2 separate regions of the Homo sapiens genome follow, and region 1 is linked to region 2. A link is a contact called in ENCODE Hi-C or POLR2A ChIA-PET data. All regions are on one chromosome and are shown on one strand. Each heading gives the region's core, a stretch centred on a gene start or an enhancer-like site at or near the end of the contact. The rest is flanking DNA. Distances are from core to core; before and after follow the strand shown. Region 1 has its middle 29 kb from the start of KHDRBS1. Region 2 overlaps COL16A1 (collagen type XVI alpha 1 chain).

Region 1 (4,031 bases), core at 588-3,087, 320 kb after region 2:
CATCCAGATGGCCAAATAGCACAAGAAACAAGCATGTAAAAACATTATTACTGGCCGGGCTTGATGGCTCATGCCTGTAATTCCAGCACTTTGGGAAGCCGAGGCGGGCAGATCACTTGAGGCCAGGAGTTCAAGACCAGCCTGGGCAACATAGCCCGACCTCATCTCTACAAAAAACTTAAAAATTAGCCAGATGTGTTGGCATGCACTTGCAGTCCCAGCTACCCAGGGAGCTGAGGCAGGAGGATTGCTTGAGCCTGGGAGGTTGAGGCTACAATGAGCCATGATCATGCCACTGCACCCCAGCCTCGGCAACAGAAAAAGACCCTGTCTCAAAACAAAAAATATTATTACTTATTACTATGTGGGTAGATACATTAAAACAGTGAGATACCACTACGTACCTATCAGAATGGCTGAAATTTGAAATTAAAACGACTGACAATATTAACAACTGGAATTCTCATACACCACTGAAAGGAGTGTAAACTGGTACAACCACTTTGGAAAACTGGCGGTATTTACTAAAACTAAACATACGTATCCCCTCTGACCTAGCAGTTCCACTCAAATATATATAGCCAAGAAAAATAAATGGTTGAGTCTACCAAAAAGACATATGTAAAAGAATGTTTGTAACAGCATTATTCAGAATAACCAAAAGCTAGAAACAACCCAAATGCCTCCATTGTTATATGTTCATTTGATAGAATACTATACCACATACATAAAAAAACAAGTACTAAGTACTAACATGGATGAATTTTATAGCTATAATATTGAGTGAAAGAAGCCAGAACAAAAATAATGTACACCATGCAATTCCATTTAGAAAAATCTCAAAAACAGGTATAGTTAGTTGATGGTAATGGAGGTCAGAAATAATCGTTTCTATTGTGACAGGGGGTATGTCTGAAAGGCGGCCAAGAGAACCTTCTAGGGTCCTGGAAATAATCCGGATTTTGATCTGGTTGATGGTTATACAGGTATATACATGTATAAAACTTCAAGTTGGGTGTGGTGGTATGTGCCTATAGTCCCAGCTACTCAGGAGCCTGAGGAAAGAGGATTGCTTGACCCAAGGAGTTTGAGGCTGCAGTAAGCTATGATTGCACCTGTGAATAGCCACTATACTCCAGCCTGGGCAACATAGCAAGACCCTGTCACTAAAAACAAAAACAAAAACAAAATATTTTTAATTTAAAAAATCAGACAGTAGGCCGGGCATGGTGAGTCAGGCCTATAATCCCAGCACTTTAAGAGGCCAAGGCAAGCAGATCGCCTGAGGTCAGGAGTTTGAGATCAGCCTGGCCAACATGGTGAAAACCCTTCTCTACTAAAAATACAAAAAATAGCTGGGCTTGGTGGCAGGTGCCTGTAATCACAGCTACTTGGGAGGTTGAGGCAGGAGAATTGCTTGAACCTGGGAGGTGGAGGTTGCAGTGAGCTGAGATCACGCCATTGCACTCCAGCCTGGGCGACAAGAACGAGACTTCGTCTCAAAAAAAAAAAAAAAAAAAACAGAAAGTATTCATCTAGTTGCTCATTTAAGGTTTGTGCACATTACCGTATCTATTTTATACCTAAAGGTGGGGGTGAAGGAAAGTTTATCCCCTCTTCCCAAAGCCAAAATTAGTACTGATCCAGGGACTGTGGATGCTTTACAATTTGTGATATGATGTGACAGTTTCATGAGGCCCATCTTGATGAAGTTCCCCAGGACAAGAGCCTCTCTTTTGATTGTTTTCTCTACTGTTCCAAAGCATCTATACTGGGGCTCAGATCACAGCAGGCCCACAATGTCTGTGACTCAGTATCTGCTTGGAACAGCACACCCAGCCCTTCAGTGTTCAACTCGACACTCACTTCCTGAGTGTCTGCTCTATGCCAGGCCTTGTGCTGAGAGCTAGAGGTACAAACACAAGTAAGACAACCATCCCTACACTTGAAAAGTGGCCAAGCAAGAGGTGGGTACCCCAGGATGAAGGACAGGAACTTGCAGCAGCCAACCCATCCATCAACACATGTAAAATAATATTAGTAACAAATAACCACCATTTATGAACTGCCAGGTGCTTTATGGTGTAACAGATTTTTTTTTTCTTAATTGCTATTTTAAACCACAACTGCCTGCAGCTACTTTTGTCTATTAGGGGAGTGGCACAATTTTTCTCTGGGTAGAGGGTTCTTTGTTTGGGAAAATACTTCATAAGTTGCTTTGGCATGAAGAATGAAGCTCTCCAGAGCTAGGGCAAGACAAAGACAGCTGAACTGCTTTGCAAATTAGAGAAAAATGTGGCAGCAGAGGGAGCGGGGGGTCTAAACGCAGAAGGAAGGGAGACATTAGGAGATATAGTTAGAGAGATCTATGTTGCTTTTGTTTTCCCAGGCTCAGTGCTTTAGAGAACCATCCCTTTGCCTTACTAATCTTACTTATTCTTCAGGTTTTACCCTTCAAAAATCACTTCCTTATACCACACAGCCACCAAAAAGAATGAGGTGAAGCTCTCTGTACTAACATGGAAAAAATGCCCTGGGTATATTGTGAAGTGGAGGCAGGGGAAGTCACCAGCTGGATAGGAGCGTAGTAACAACCCCGTTTTTAAAGAGGACGGCCCTGTATATGTACTTACACTTGAATACATTTGGAAAGTCCCCCGGAAAAGTACATAACACTCTGTTAACAGCTGTTACCACCAGGGAAGATGGTGGGGAGTAATTTGGAGCTTCTGATTTCAATTTTTATCCTTTATTTTTAAATATTTTACCATGAGATTTTATCTCTATTTGTTTATTTTTTTATCTGTTTTTGAGACAGGATCTTGCTCTGTTACCCAGGCTGGAGTGCAGTGGCACCAACACAACTCACTGCAGCCTCAACCTCCTGGGCTGTAAGTGATCCTCCTGCCTCAGCCTCCCAAGTAGCTGGAAACACAGGTGTACCACACCAAGCCCAGCTCATTTTTTAAAAACTTTTTTTTGTAGAGACTAGCCACTACACTGCAAAGTGCTGGGATTACAGGCATGAGCCACCTTACCCAGCCCGAGACTCTTAAAAACGGGGTAGGCTTGGTGCAGTGGCTCACGCCTGAAATTCCAGCACTTTGGGAGGCAAGGCAGGAGGATTGCTTGAGGCCAAGACCAGCCTGGGCAACAGGGTGAGACCCCTGTCTCTCTGAAAAATTTAAAAATTAGCCAGGCATGGTGGAGCATGTCTGTAGTCCCAACTACTCTAGAGGATGAGGCAGGAGGATCACTTATAGCCCAGGAGGTCAAAGCTGCGGTGAGCCCTGTTCATGCTACTGCACTTCAGCCTGGACAGCAAAGCAAGACCCTTTCTCTAATAAAATAAAATAAAATAAAATAAAATAAAATAAAATAAAATAAAATAAAATAAAATAAAATAAAATAAAATAAGGCTGGATGTGGTTGGTCACTCACACCTGTAAGCCCAGTACTTTGGGAAGCCAAGAAGAGAGGATTGCTTGAGCCCAGGAGTTCAAGACCAGCCTGGGCAACACAGTGAAACCTCATCTCTATGACAATACATTTAAAAATTAAGGAAAAAAAAAAAGCCAAGAACCTAATTTCTATCGTAGGTCAGGTTCCCGTGGTATCCTGCTGTCCTCCTTTGTGACATTTGGTACCTTTGGAATTGCCTGCCCGTTGACTTCCCCATCCCTCCACCTCCTGCACCCACTCTGTTCCCCTTGGCTCCAAGACTACAGGGACCAGGAACGCCTAGCAAAGTGCTTGGTTTAGCAGTTGACCAAATGAATGAGTTCTCCCACCTTCCAATGACTTTTCTCTTGCCTGGGTTTTGATTCTTCCAGAGAAAGGAGAGAACAGCTCAGCTCCATCTGTGTGTGCCGCCCAGGCCTGGCTCACACAGTTCCTGCACATTCCCCACCCAGGGCAGGGTGAAGATGCCCTCTTTCTTGTCCTGGAGAGAGATGTAAAAGCAGTAGCTCCTGCTGTCTTCACTGCCTCAGCCCTGGGGGACACCAAAATGCCTGAGACCACAACAACCT
Region 2 (4,302 bases), core at 180-2,679:
AAGGAAGTCTCAGCTCTGCTGCTAACACCACTGTGTGCCTCTGGGCTGCCCCAAGCCTTGTGGGTGTCAGTTTCCTCACCTGCACAGTGAGACGTTCATGCGTGTGCTCTCAGGGGAAAGAGGCTCTCCACAAGGCTCAGGGGAAAGAGGCTCCCACCTGTCCCTCTGAACCCAGGTCCCCCGACCCCAAGCTCAGAAGTCAATCTTCGGGCTTCTTACACCACCCACTCAGCACATCTAGGGAGCCCAGAGGTTGGGCCGAGACAGGGATGTCAGCCCCAAGCCAAGGCAGAGCCATGTCTCCAGCATTTATCAAGCCAAAGTCAAGAGCAGCCAGCATAGGAGCTCCGCCAACTGCTGCTCCCCCAACCCTTGTCACCAGGCAGGACACGGGCCACCCCTGCCCTCTCTGGGCCCTTGGGGACAACTGGAGCACGGCTACCCAGGAGGAGCCCATTCCCCTTCCACGTTGGTGTCCTCCTTCAGGACGTGCTTCCCCCTTCTCTCAGCTCCTCGCTCATCCTCCCGCCCAGGAGACGAAGGTGGCCTGGGCTGCCTATCACATTCTACTCCTCCATCAGACCCCCTGCCTCCTCCCCACCTACCTCCCTGCCTTTCCCCCCATCACAGCAGACAAGGGCCTGGGCTGCACAGAGGCCGCAGGCATCCTGGGCCAAGCAGACATCCCGAGGAGCCCACTGGTCCACTGCAAGCCCTGTCGGCCTCCAGTAGTCACTGGGCCCATCCTGGAGGCCTCTTTTCCCAGCCTCAGTGCAACTGGGTCAGTCTTGGAATTTCCTGAAAGCCTGATGCTAGGGGTGGGACAGGGGCATGGGAGCTGCATGGCTCAGATCTGTGACTTTGCCAACCCAGGGTCCTGCTCACCTTCTCTGCTTGAGGGCCAGGTGGGCCAGGTGATCCAACTTTGCCTGGGAATCCAGGGGGACCCTGTATCAACAAAGGGGCAGGCAGGAATGAAAGTGGGGCTGGAGGGGGAGCTCCCCTTCTTTATTCTTCCTGTGCATGATGCACTGTTGTTAATGCAATTCATTTTGACTTCCTAGAAGCACCACTTGGGAGCATTACGTCTGCCTGGCCTGCTGGGCTGGGGCCCACACAAGAGGCTGGGCTCTCCAGGTCCTGGTTCCTGGAATCAGGCCTGGCCACCCAGGCCGTTCTCCCCTGCCTCTCCCCTCTTCTCCCCAGGACCATCCTACCCCAGCCTGGCCTGGTCAGGCCTGCCCCTCCCGATGAGACCACATCAGACAGAGCTGGCTTTGTGTCTTCTTCACTCACCGGTGGGCCCGGAAAGCCTGGCTGGCCTTGAAATCCCTAGGGTGAGAAGCAAGGGGCAGTGTGCTGTGCCACCCCCTCTCTCCTGCCTGGCTGCCCAGGTGGAAAGAGTGACGGGGGGGGCACCCTCAAACCCATGGGCTTTGCCCTCCCCTCTGCCCACCATGGCTGGCAGGTGAGGCTCTGGGCATGAGGTAGGTCACAACCCAAGGACAGGTAGGGTGGGGAGACTAGAGCTGGTGATCACCAGGGACCCAGCTCCTTCCCTGCCTCCCTGCAGCCAGGTCCCAGTCGTCACTCACCTGGTCGCCCTTCTCACCGGAGTTACCTTGGGGTCCTCGCTCTCCTCTGGGACCCTGTCACCCACAGAGAACAATGCAGCCGAAACCTAATCTTCCTGCCCTCAGACCCCAGGACAAGACCAGGACCACATCTCCCCATGCCCTCCTTCACTCACCGCTGGGCCTGGGGGGCCTGGGAGGCCTTCAGATCCTGGGGGGCCCTAAGGATACAAAGGAACAGAATCAGTCACTCCTCCTGGGGAGGTGAAGGATGAGGTAGGGGGATGTGACAGGGGACTGCCCAGAACAGAGGTGGCATGTGCTGGGAGGCCCCTGGGCTGGCAGGCCCCCTCTGCCTGATCTGCTCAGGCTTCCCTGCTCTTGCCCGAGCTACTGAACCAGCCTCCTAACTCGTCCTGCCACCTCCTGGCTCACTGCAAGCCAGCCAGCAAATGGCTGCCCTCTTCTCCTCCAGCATAGCTCTGATTATGTCACTCTCTTGCTCAAACACCTTATGCGGCTCCCTCTGCCTCTGAGTGGGGCGCACACTTTCCACCAACGCTGGTCTTTGAGGCAGCCTGTGATCTGGCACCAGCCACCCCTTCCCACTTCTCCTCCCTCTCTCCTTCTCATCTTCCGCCTTGCTCAGTCAGACTGCTGTTCTCTGACACACTCTATACCCTCACACCCCCAGGCCTTTGCACCCTTAGCACAGCTTTCTCTTCTACCTAGAATGCCCCCTTCCCCCCTTCCTAGGTCCCCTGAACCCTTGCCAAATCATCTGATGGCTGGAAGCTGTTCCTGCAGTGCCCCACCCAGCCTCTCCCTCTGGAATTCCCCAGTACAGACAGCCACAGGGATCCCTCCCTCCTGCTAGTCAGCTCTCAGCTCATATGCCACCTGCTCAGAGAGGCCTTCCTGCCCCTCCGCTTCGATGGTGCCCAAACACCTCTCCAGCCCCTTCCCCTGTCCCATTTCCTCCATGAGTCCCAGTCCTCATCGTTCCTAGGCACTTGTTTATTCATCTGGCAGCTCCCTCCCCCACGGCAGGGCAAGAGGGCAACTGCGCTCTGTTCATGGAGACATCCTCAGAGGGGAGCCTGGCACCCCACAGGCCCCTGAGAAATATCTATTACTGAGTAAATGCCTGATGGAGTTTGCTGAATCCCACTGGGGCCTCACTGAAACTGGTGAATCTGTAAGGCTGCAGTCCCAGTTTGGCTGATCCTAGATCTGAGGTTTGTGAGGTTTGTCACCAGATAGATGTGTGTTCAAGCCCAGGTTCCACCACTACCTCACTCACTAGCTTCAGGAGCCTGGGTGAGTCTCAGCTTTGTCACTCTGGGGGCCCCAGTGTCCTCATCTGGTCACAGCCCAACTCCTGTGCTCAACGTGGGGCCTGGCAGGCCTTGGCTCTGGAGGGTGGCTCTGGGGAGCTGGGGTCCACTGGGGGTCTATAATCCCAGGTCCTCCTTTGTAGGAGGCGGAGGAGTGCTTCTGCGGCTGCCTCCTGGCACCCTCCCCTTGGCAGCCCTGCGGGGATTCTCCTCACAGCCTCCACCTCCACAGCACCCAGCCTGTGCTGCAGGCTTGGGGGCAGGGGGGCAGCAGGGGTCACGATCCTCCCCTTCACAGGCTGCTGCCAAGTCTCCAGCCCGAGACTGTGTGGCTCCACGTGCAGCCCTGCATCCAGCCCCACGCCGCTGGGACTCACCGGCTCTCCTTTCTCTCCCGCTGACCCGGTGTAGCCACGCTCCCCCTTGATGCCCTGACAAGTGGCAAAGAGACAGTGGAATTAGCCCCACAGAATTAGTCCGTCACGGCACTAATGCGAGGAGCGGAGACTGCAGCTGGCACCCAGACTGGCTCTGGGGGAATGGCACTGGGAGGACCGCTGGGTGCTCCAAAGCTGCCGTGCCTCCCATCTGCCACCGTGCCCCCCAAGCCCCCAGTGGAAAGGAGGACACACCCACCCAGCAGCTTCTGTGGGGGTGGCACCTCTAAGCTGTCTCTCCAATCTCCCAAACCCCTCACCCCCAGGAGGCAGATCTCAGTTCTTGCTGTGTCTGGGCCTGGCAGAGTGCTCTGAGAGTCAGGCCTGAGCAGAGTGGTGGGACCAATCCACACTGCCAAGGGGGCCTACAGTGGGGAGAGGGGGCTGCATGGACTTTAGGCAAAGGAGGAGGCTGAAATGCCCGGTAATGGGGAGCCCGCCGAGGGTTGCCCAGCCTGGCTGTGTCCTGACCACCAGCCCAAACCTCTGGTACCTGGCACCCACTCCCCAGCAAGGGTCCCCTTACTCACAGGCAGTCCTGGGGGGCCCGTGGCACCTGGGTAACCTGGTTGCCCTGGAGGACCCTGCAAAGAAAGGCAGACATGATGGATAGCCCCCCAACATTTCTGTTCTCCCCTCGCTGGGTAAGAGGATGGCCAAAGCTAAAACCTCTGGGGCTGCCATCTAGCAGGTGCCAGCCTGCCCCAGCATTGCACACTGGGCCATCTCCCCAAGCCCCAGGTCCCCTCGGTCGTGACCACCACCACAGACCTGGGCTGGGGAGGCGAACCCCAGCCTGGCCCAGACCCTGAGAGCTGAGCCGGAGCAGGGAGCCCAGAGCAGGCATGAGGACCAGGGAAGAGGGGGTGGGCTGGGATGCTGAGTGACAACAGCCGAGGGAGGGAGGGGAGCCCCCAGGGACGCTGCTGGAGGACAGGGGCTGTGCATGCTTCT

Evidence for each region. A loop is a pair of places that touch in the nucleus more often than their neighbours do. ChIA-PET counts read pairs that join two places held with the same protein, here RNA polymerase II (POLR2A).
Region 1: a map of GM12878 shows a loop between it and region 2 (6-fold over the local background). The contact joins two enhancer-like sites. A Hi-C loop is called at or near these places in 2 of 168 maps with a recorded cell type or tissue (GM12878 and heart right ventricle). POLR2A ChIA-PET finds 5 or more read pairs at or near these places in 1 of 52 experiments (HepG2).

Annotation. Positions count from the first base shown.
Region 1 is chr1:31,983,039-31,987,069 of GRCh38, forward strand. No RefSeq gene overlaps it. Among named protein-coding and RNA genes, the nearest start is that of KHDRBS1, 29 kb to the right of the region's middle. RefSeq lists an enhancer at 2,315-2,384. Within about 2 kb of position 1,838, at least 9 of the 41 ENCODE cell types and tissues checked have a DNase peak (open chromatin) inside an H3K27ac peak, as active enhancers do.
Region 2 is chr1:31,664,287-31,668,588 of GRCh38, forward strand. It overlaps COL16A1 (collagen type XVI alpha 1 chain), which reads right to left. Exons shown (of 71, transcript NM_001856.4): 51 at 3,879-3,932; 52 at 3,289-3,342; 53 at 1,751-1,795; 54 at 1,596-1,649; 55 at 1,297-1,332; 56 at 886-948. Among named protein-coding and RNA genes, the nearest start is that of PEF1, 22 kb to the left of the region's middle. RefSeq lists enhancers at 1,515-2,054, 2,055-2,593, 3,134-3,671. Within about 2 kb of position 1,430, at least 8 of the 41 ENCODE cell types and tissues checked have a DNase peak (open chromatin) inside an H3K27ac peak, as active enhancers do.